2 separate regions of the Homo sapiens genome follow, and region 1 is linked to region 2. A link is an interaction called in ENCODE POLR2A ChIA-PET data of the cell type or tissue named here. Cell type or tissue: PC-9. All regions are shown on one strand. Links, peaks and the distances in the headings refer to the core of each region. The heading gives the core; the rest is flanking DNA.

The links. Peaks named below come from ENCODE experiments on the same cell type or tissue, not always from the same donor. Only the 100,000 strongest peaks of a DNase experiment are listed, where the experiment ranks them.
Region 1: POLR2A ChIA-PET joins it to region 2 with 7 read pairs; 2 of 35 experiments call an interaction of 5 or more read pairs at or near these places.

Annotation. Positions count from the first base shown.
Region 1 is chr10:43,353,519-43,358,567 of GRCh38, reverse strand. No RefSeq gene overlaps it. Among named protein-coding and RNA genes, the nearest start is that of FXYD4, 16 kb to the left of the region's middle. RefSeq lists an enhancer at 2,318-3,025. In PC-9, for the core only: a CTCF peak has its summit at 2,629; DNase peaks (open chromatin) are centred at 2,417 and 4,347; H3K27ac peaks cover 2,858 bases.
Region 2 is chr10:43,164,308-43,169,356 of GRCh38, reverse strand. CSGALNACT2 (chondroitin sulfate N-acetylgalactosaminyltransferase 2) reads right to left here. Exons shown (of 8, transcript NM_018590.5): 6 at 2,259-2,353. Among named protein-coding and RNA genes, the nearest start is that of CSGALNACT2, 28 kb to the right of the region's middle. In PC-9, for the core only: no CTCF peak of the experiment used is centred there; DNase peaks (open chromatin) are centred at 2,286 and 2,596.

The DNA.
Region 1 (5,049 bases), core at 387-4,386, 190 kb before region 2:
GCGCCACTGCACTCCTCCTGGGCGACAGAAGGAGTCTCCGTCTCAAAAAAAAAAAAAAAAAAAAAGAAATATATAAAATCATCTTCAGGCTATGTGTATAAGGTATATATGAAACATAAATTATTTAGACGTGGGTCCCATTCCCAAGATATCTCATTATGTATATGCAAATATTCCAAAATCCAAAAAATTCCACAATCAGAAATATCTCTGGTCCCAAGCATTATTTTTTTTTTTTTGAAACAGAGTCTTGCTGTGTTGCCCAGGCTGGAGTACAGTGGCACGATCTCAGTTCAGTGTAAACTCTTCTTCCTAGGTTCAAGTGATTATCCTGCCTCAGCCTCCCTTATCTTGGAATTACAGGAGTCCACCACCACGCCTGGCTAATTTTTGTATTTTTAGTAGAGATGGGGTTTCACTGTGTTGGCCAGGCTGCTGGTCTTGAACTCCTGACCTCAAGTGCTCGGCCAGCCTTAGCCTCCCAAAGTGCTGGGATTACAGGCATGAACCACTGCGGTGGGCCCATTTTCTTTCTTTTTTTCTTTTTTGAGACGGAGTTTTGCTCAGTTGCCCAGGCTGGAGTGCAAGGGCGTTATCTCGGCTCACCGCAACCACAACCTCCGCCTCCCGGTTCAAGCGATTCTCCTGCCTCAGCCTCCCGAGTAGCTGGGACTACAGGCGCCCGCCACTGTGCCCGGCTAAGTTTTTGTATTTTTAGGAGAGACGGGGTTTCACCATGGTCTCGATCTCCTGACCTCGTGATCCACCCGTCTCGGCCTCCCAAAGTGCTGAGATTACAGGCGTGAGCCACCATGCCCGGCTAATTGTGTATTTTTAGTAGAGATGGGGTTTCTCCATGTTGGTCAGGCTGGTCTCGAACTCCTGACCTCAGGTGGATCTCCTGCCTCGGCCTCCCAAAATGCTGGAATTACAGGCATGAGCCACCGCACCTGGCCCCATTTTCTTTTTTTAATACAGAATCTCACTCTGTCACCCAGGCTGGAGTACAGTGGTGCAGTCTCAGCTCACTGCAACTTCTGCCTTTGGAACTCATCCTCCCACCTTAGTCTCCTGAGTAGCTGGGACTACAGGTATGTACCACCACGCCCAGCTAATTTTTTTTTTTTTTTTTTTTTTTGAGACGGAGTCTCGCTCTGTCGCCCAGGCTGGAGTGCAGTGGCACAATCTCGGCTCACTGCAACCTCCGCCTCCCAGGTTCACGCCATTCTCCTGCCTCAGCCTCCTGAGTAGCTGGGACTACAGGCACCTACCACCACGCCCGGCTGATTTTGTTTTTGTGTTGGGTTTCACTGTGTTAGCCTGGATGGTCTTGATGTCCTGATCTCGTGATCCGCCCGCCTCAGCCTCCCAGAGTGCTGGGATTACAGGCATGAGCCACCGCACCCAGCCAGCTAATTTTTTTTTGAGATGGAGTTTTGCTTAGTCGCCCAGGCTGGAGTGCAATGGTGCGATCTCGACTCACTGCAACCTCCACCTCCTGGGTTCAATCAGTTCTCCCACCTCAGCCTCCCGAGTAGCTGGGATTACTGGCGCCTGCCATCATGCCAGGCTAATTTGTATTTTTAGTAGAGAGGGGGTCTCACCATGTTGGCCAGGCTGGTCTTGAACTCCTGACCTCAGGTGATCCACTTTGGTCCTCGGCCTCCCAAAGTGCTGGGATTACAGGTGTAAGCCACTGTGCCCAGCCTAATTTTTGCATTTTTAGTAGAGATGGGGTTTCACCATGTTGAAACTGCCTAGGCAAAATTATGACTGAGACAGTGAAAGAGATCTAACTTAACCGACTACTTCTTGCTTCTAACTGCCAAGCTGCCTTTGTTCATTCCTGGATGTGGGCTGAACTAACTTTGGGAAAAACTTAGTTTGTAGTTTGTTTGTTTATTTATTTATTTATTGAGATGAAGTTTCGTTCTTTTGCCCAGGCTGGAGTTCAGTGGCAGGACCTAGGTGAGATCTCAGCTCACCACAACCTCTGCCTCCTGGGCTCAAGGGATTCTCCTGCCTTAACTTCCGGAGTAGATGGGATTACAGGCGCCCACCACCACACCCAGCTAATTTTTTTGTATTTTTAGTAGAGACGGGGGTTTCACCATGTTGGTCAGGCTGGTCTCAAACTCATGACCTCAGGTAATCCACCTGCCCCCTAAAGTGCTGGGAGGTGAGCCACCTCGCCAGGATTGCTTGCCGTTTATAGTTTAAACAAAGATGGTAACAGCCCTTTCTCAAAGCAGACTTCCTTCTTGCCTGGGGACTAGGCTAACATTAGCCACAGAATTAGAAATAATGGTTTAGGAGTCATGCAGCTGGAGGCTACAAGATTCTGACCCTCCCTAAACTGCTGCTAAGATCAGTGCTTGAGATATTTTACAGACCTGCACTTGTGGATCAGCTGGCACCACCCAGATCAATAAACTGGCTTGTCTGACATTGTGTTCCACACCCAGGAACTGACTCAGTGCTAGAAGACAGCTTCTACTCCCTATGATTTCATCTCTGACCAATCAGCACTCCTGGCTCACTGGCTCCCCCTCTACCCACCAAGTTATCCTTAAAAACTCTGATCCCCGAATGCTCAGGGAGACTGATTTGAGTAATGATAAAACTCCAGCCACCCACACAGCTGGCTTTGCATGAATTACTTTTTCTCTATTGCAGTTCCTTGTCTTGATGAATTGGCTCTGTCTACGCAGTGGGCAAGGTGAACCCCTTGGGCAGTTACAGTGTTGGCCCAGATTACTTGAGGTCAGGAGTGCAAGACCAGCCTAGCCAACAGGGTTTGTGTGTGACTATGCCCGGTTAATTTTGGTATTTTTAGTGGAGACTGGGCCACCTGCCTCAGCCTCCCAAAGTGCTGGGATTACAGGCATCAGCCACTGTGCCTGGCTCCTTTTTTTTTTTTTTTTTTTTTTTTTGAGAAGGAGTTTCGCTCTTGTTGCTGAGGCTGGAGTGCAGTGATGTGATCTCGGCTCACTGCAACCTCCGCCTCCTGGGTTTAAGCTATTCTCCTGCCTCAGCCTCCTGAGTAGCTGGGATGACAGGCATGTGCCACCACGCCTGGCTAATTTTGTATTTTTAGTAAAGACGGGATTTCTCCATATTTGTCAGGCTGGCCTTGAACTCCCGACCTCAGGTGATCCACCCGCCTTGGTCTCCCAAAGTGCTGGGATTACAGGAGTGAGCCACTGTGCCTGGCCCATTTAAAAATTCTTAGTTGGCTTTGTGATTCTCAAATAAGGCAACACTTCCTTTCATAAAATGGAATAAATGTTCCAGGGAACTGAGCAGAGGAGGTTGGTTTTATAGACCAAAATGGCTAAAGAAAGCAGAAACAAAAAAGAAAAAGTGAATTGGTCGTTTTAAGGTTGCTTTCCTCCTAAGGCAAGAATGAGACAGAACAATAGAAAAAAGAACTGATTGACTAACCTCGGGTCCCTTTTTGTTGTAAGGATTAAAGGCAGAGGGAACTTCATTATCATGCCACTGAAGCTGGCCTGTTTGGGAAGTTGGACTGTTATCTCTCTCCTGATGGAAGGCCAGAGGTGACTCTGTTTTGGAGTAATTGTATTAGAATGAAAATGCTTTGAAAGTTATGTTAGATAAAAATTATAGGAGACCCCTGTGTTTTTTTTTTGTTTGTTTCTTTTTCTTTTTCTTTTTTTTTTTTTGAGGCAGAGTTTCAAGTTTTGCTTTTGTTGCCCAGGCTGGAGTGCAACCTCTGCCTCCCGGGTTCAAGCGATTCTCCTGCCTCAGCCTCCTGAGTAGCTGGGATTACAGGCATGTGCCACCACGCCTGGCTAATTCTTTTTGTATTTTTAGTAGAAACGGTTTCTCCATGTTGGTCAGGCTGGTCTCGAACTCAGGTGATCCACCCAGGAGACCCTTGTTTAGGACTAAGCTGATCCTAGCAGGAGCTTAGTCCAAAACAAGGGTCTCCTATAATTTTTATTTATATAATTACTTGGTATTTATGGATTGACTCAATACACACAGCTCACTGCAGTTCCAGGGGCTGCAAAGGGACAGCGCAGAGCTCCTGCCTCCAATGGATGATATCACAGTGGGCTTAGAGTGGGAGGAAGAAATAGATGTGTTATCTTCCCAGTGTTGACTGACGGGTGTAGTGAAGATTCATAAAGCAGGCTGTGAGGCAGAGTGCTGGGGCAGAGAGACAGCTTTCTCAGAGGTCAGAGTCAGTCAGTGAGAGAAACAGGTTTTCTTTTTTTTTTTCTCAGTAATCCTTGATCACTGTTTCTGAAGAAACAGGTTTTAAATATTTATAAGCCATAGTCATAAATTTCTCTTTGCTATTTCCTCCAGTTAAACTGAGCCAATGAAGTAAAATACTTACCCAGATTTTAGATTAAGGCATAATTTATGAAAAGGGTTTCTTATCTCAAACCAGTGGTTCATTCCAATAAATGTCTCTCCACTGAACTCCTTTATCTAAATCTTTATAAAAATAAGTTAGTTATGATGAGATTAAGCATCTGATAAGGGGAATCACTTATTTACTTGGTAGGAGTAGAATAAAAGAATGTTTTTACTGGCACTGAATGTTAAAGTTGAAAGAATCCCACGACACTACGATTTGGAAAGGTCTTGGTTCTGTGTTTGTTGGCATAGAATGTGACCATGAATGTCAGTAGTTTGTAGAGGCTTGTCTGTTAAATAAGTTAAAGAAATTATTGAATTTGTGGCCACCTGAAACCTAGATTCAAATGCAATCAGAGCTCCACATGTATTTGTTGTCTCCACAGCAGTAGCTAATATAAAATACCAACCATTTGTTATTTGGCCTCCCCAGTAAACAAAGGGAGCTGGTAGTGTGCTCTCCTATGATCAGACTACAAAAGAGAAGGAGAAGTGACTCAGAGCAATGTTTACCAAACCAGAAAGAACTATTGAAGAAGTCGAAATTTAGTAAACAATGGGGAAAAAAATCCAATCATGTTTTTAAAAATAGAGCACCAGGTTTTTTCTATAATGTAAAATTAAAATGTCTTGTGGTTTGATGTATAAATTCTTGAG
Region 2 (5,049 bases), core at 406-4,405:
TTTTTCTGTGTATTAACACTTGGTGCCTCTTTCATAGTATTGTTTTTCCTCAAATGTTTGGTTAGTCTTGGTTAATTGCTACTCACTTTTGTTTCAAGTATTGTTCAGAAGTCCATGGCTGTTAGCTTTGATTACAATGGCCTATCTCCAGTCACAGTCAAGGAGATTAGAACAGGGTCTCAGGGGGAATGCGCTAACAGTAGTTCACTTTTGTAGTCTAGGGGCTCCCTAGCCACCCCGACCAGCCTCTCCAGCTCCAGGGACCACATGCACTGCCTTAGACTGAGGGTCAATCCCTGTGATGCCTGCTTCTCAGCACACCTAGAGAAGCATGTTTATTCCAGGCTCCCTCCATTCTGTCTGCTATGAGCTCAGAGGATGCAAAGCAGCCCCATCTTCACTCACTGTTCTCTTGAACACATTCTAGTCTGTTCTCTCCTCCAGAAATCTTACGCTAACTGCTATCGTCTTACAGAAAGTTCTCAAGACTTACGGCTGCTAACACCTTCTCTCATTTTCCAGTACTAATGTACCCTTTTCTTCAGAATAATTCACCGTCAGATATGGCAGACGTGGGTGCTCAGTTTGCCATTTTGAACCTATTTGTATTTATATTCATAATACTGGCCTATAGATAAGGTAGAGGCGTGTGTGTGTGTGTGTGTGTGTGTGTGTGTGTGTGTCTGTGTGTACTATGCCAAGTGTTGATATGAAGATAATGGTGGCCTCATAAAATATGTTAAGTACATCATATGGTGCTAATATTACCTGCTCTTTGAGAGTCTGGAAAAGCTTATAAATTAAAACATTGTATTTATATACCTACAGGGTAACTTTTTGATAACTGTTTTTTAAATGGCTCTTAATTTCTTCAGAGCTTCCACCTTTTTTTTGTTTTGTTTTTTTGAGATGGAGTCTCACTCTGTCACCCAGGCTGGAGTGCAGTGGCGTGATATTGGCTCATTGCAACCTCCGCCTCCCAGGTTCAAGTGATTCTTTTGCCTCAGCCTCCTGAGTAGGTGGGACTACAGGCTCGTGCCACCACGCCTGGCTAATTTTTTTATTTTTAATACAGACGGGGTTTCACCATATTGGCCATGCTGGTCTCGAACTCCTGACCTTGTGATCCACCCGTCTTGACCTCCCAAAGTGCTGGGATTACAGGCGTGAGCCACCATGCCCGGCCCACTTGCACCTCTTTTATTCATAAAATACTAACATGAACTTAGCCTGTGTTCATATTTTATAAATTCTCAAATCTTTCATTTATTTATAATTTAGAAAACTTACCCTATAAAATTGATTTATCTCAATGTTTTCATATTCTAATTTCCAATGTTTTCCTTTTTACCTGAAATCTGTCTACTTTATGATTAAATTTTTTGTACATAAACATAAGCTTCTATATTTCTCAATCTATTTTTGTTTTATTAACTTCTGCCTTTATTACTTTCCTTGAAGTTATTTTTCATTTTTTTAAACATCTTAAAGTGACTTCTTAATCATTTCTACTTTTTCTTAGTATTAATAATAAAAGATTATGTTAAAAGCAATTTGGTATTCTCGACTCGATTCTGAAACAGAAAAAGGACATTAGTAGAAAAACTGGTGTAATCCTAGTGTACTTAGCAGTAACTTACCAATATTAATTTCTTCACTTTGACAAATGTACCATGGTTACATAAGATGTTAGCATTAGAGGAAACTGGGTGAAGTATGGAACTCTTTGTACTATCTTTGCAACTTCTCTAAATCTAAATTATTATAAAATAATGTTTATTTAAAAATTTTAAAAAACTTACATAAAATTAGCTTTGGCAATAACTGTAAGTTTTGATATATGGCATTTATATTCTATGACTTTCCAGGTAATTTACCAGAGTATACTATTCCCTCTTATTTAGCAGAGTAGATTTAATTTCTAGTTAGTAGGGTTTTTAAAATCAAATTTTTAGTATTAGTAAAAATAAGCTGGTAGAAATGACTGTACAATTTCCACATTCTGGGACATGAGGTTTTCCTTTATGACCTAAACTCTGCTCCCCCTACACTTAATTCTGAAGCAATAAATGTGAAAAGCATCTTATTGGGGGTATAAAGAGGAACTATGGAAATGTGCTTACAATAACTATAGTTTTTCTTTAACACTTTGCTCATGGAAATACAGTTTTTTATTGAAACTTTGTTTTCTACTTACACAACAAACATCTAGAAAAGATCTTTAGAGTCTTTCATAACTGAAAATGTGAAAGTCTCACCAGCTGCTGCTCCACAGGTGGTGGCACTTCCTGGTTGGCATAAACAATGGCAGGATTGTAAAGACTGAACACCACAGGGTAAAACACCTTCTTACCTACAAATTAAAATATAGGTTTGTAACATAAAAAGAAGTTATGAAGAACTGTTCTTTATTGCAATATCTATTAAGTTTTATCAAAGTCTTATTATACATGATTTTATCTATTTTTTAATATTCAGGCTACAGAACATCATGTTAATTTGATGAATATGATGATTTTGTAACATATCAGTAGGTTAACTATAACCTTGCAAAAGAACAGAGGAAAAAACAAACTAAAGGGTGCTTCACGTTTATTCCCTTTGACTTTGGGGAGATGTGTATTCATTACGTGAGTCATTTATTACTCATTGTTTCATCTAATCAGTAGTAATAAACGTAGATTAACCTCTGATAATCACTATGAAACTTAGAAACGTCTGTTAAATCCACCTGTCAAAAATGAATCATTAGAAAGAGTAAATTCAAAGAATACTGTACAATGAATAGATATGCAGAGAATAATGAAAATATAGAATAAATCTGAACCAAAATCTGGAAAAGTCGGGAAGACAAGGGTTAAAATTACTTGATATAATAGCCCTTGGAGAAGACCTTGTCATCAGCATTCAAACTGACTGATCTAAAAGGACCATAAAGGCTAACTAGCCCATCTTCCCTCAGGAGACGCAACCCTTGCTATGGCTGGCTTCAATCAGATATGATCACATGAAGTGTTCAGTGATTGTCAGGAAGTGTGGGAGTAACATGGCAACCTTTTTATTACAAGATCCCTAGCAGATGCTCATTCTACCTTTGTTCAAATACATTTAGGGATGGGGAGTTCAATTTTCCAGAGGCAAATCTATTTCTGGATATAAAATATTTCTTTTAAACTAAGCAAATACGTCTCCTTCAACTTTCACATTTTGCATTTCATGCTGTAAAATAAACCTAACCTTCATTTATTCATTAGGTTCTCAAAGAGTTCCTGAAAACTATCTCTAACCTAATTAATAAGAAGGCAATCATTTGCATATGAATAGTTCTACATTAAAAAAACCCCATTTGCTATTAGATTCTTTAAAACATTTTTATTTTTATTTTTTAAGACGGAGTCTTGCTCTGTCACCCAGGCTGGCGATCTCAGCTCATTGCAACCTCCGTCTCCCAGGTTCAAGCAATTCTTCTGCCTCAGCCTCGCAAGTAGCTGGGATTACAGGAACAAGCCACCACGCCTGGCTAATTTTTAGTAGAGATGGGGTTTCACCATGTTGGCCAGGCTGGTATCGAACTCCCGACTGAGGTGATCCGCCTGCCTCGGCCTCCCAAAGTGCTGGGATTACAGGCATGAACCACCACGCCCAGCCTCTTTAATACTTTTAATTCTTTTAAATGAGCTAAAAAGCATTCAGCCACCATGCCTGGCCAAAAATTTTATTTTTAAAGACTAGGACTCACTATGTTGCCCAGGCTGGTCTTGAACTCCTGCACTCAAGTGCTCCTCCTGTCTCAGACTCCCAAGGTGCTGGGATTAAGGTGTGAGCTACTGTGCTCAGCAGCACCCCCCCACCCCAATGTTTTTCTAATTGACTAATAAAAATGGTGTACAACATTATGTTTTGCTACATTCATACACTACGAAATGACTAAATCAAGCTAATAAACATATATCATCACCTCACATAATTAACCTTTTTTTTTTTTGGTGGTAAGAACATTTTTTAATGCTACTACTGGCTTAGCAATTTGTAAGTATACAATACATTGTTATTAACTATAGTCACCATGTTTGTATAACAGATTTCCTCAACTTACTCATCCTGTTGAGATTCTTTAATACTTTTTTTTTTTGAGACAGAATGTCGCCCTGTCGCCCAGGCTGCAGTGCAGTGGCGCAATCTCAGCTCACTGCAAGCTCCGCCTCCTGGGCTCACGCCATTCTCCTGCCTCAGTCTCCTGAGGAGCTAGGACTACAGGCACCCACCACCACGACCGGATAATTTTTTTTGTATTTTTAGTAGAGACGGGGTTTCACTGTGTTAGCCAGGATGGTCTCCATCTCTTGACCTCGTGATCCGCCCGCCTCGGCCTCCCAAAGTGCTGGGATTACAGGCATGAGCCACCACCCCCAGCCTCTTTAATACTTTTAATTCTTTTAAATGAACTAAAAAGCATTTAAAATTTGATTTCAAAAAATGTCATCTTCTCATTAATTTTTTTTTTTTTTTTTGAGATGGAGTCTCACTCTGTCACCAGGCTGGAGTGCAGTGGCATGATCTTGGCTTACTGCAACCTTTGCCTCCCAGGTTCAAGCAATTCTTCTGCCTCAGCCACCCGAGTAGCTAGGACTACAGGCGTACGCCACCATGCCCAGCTAATTTTTGTATTTTTAGTAGAGACGGGATTTCACCATGTTGGCCAGGATGGTCTCAATCTCTTGACCTCATGATCCACCCGCCTAAGCCTCCCGAAGTACTGAGATTATAGGCGTGAGCCCCTGCACCTGGCTATCTCATTAATTTTCAAAAAATATCTACAACTTAAAGCAAAGTATAGTAAATCATCCCAAAATGCACAGTCTGGAGACCAAGCACTATCTGCATCTAGACTTCCATGTGAGTGTGTGTGCACACATGCATGGGGGTATTTTTGCATGTGTGGACGCTATATGCCCAAAGCTGAGTGCTTCAGACTCTCACACACATCTCCATACCATCTGCTTAGCTCTTTTTCTGACCTGCACTGCTCCCACCTCATCAATTTGTAGA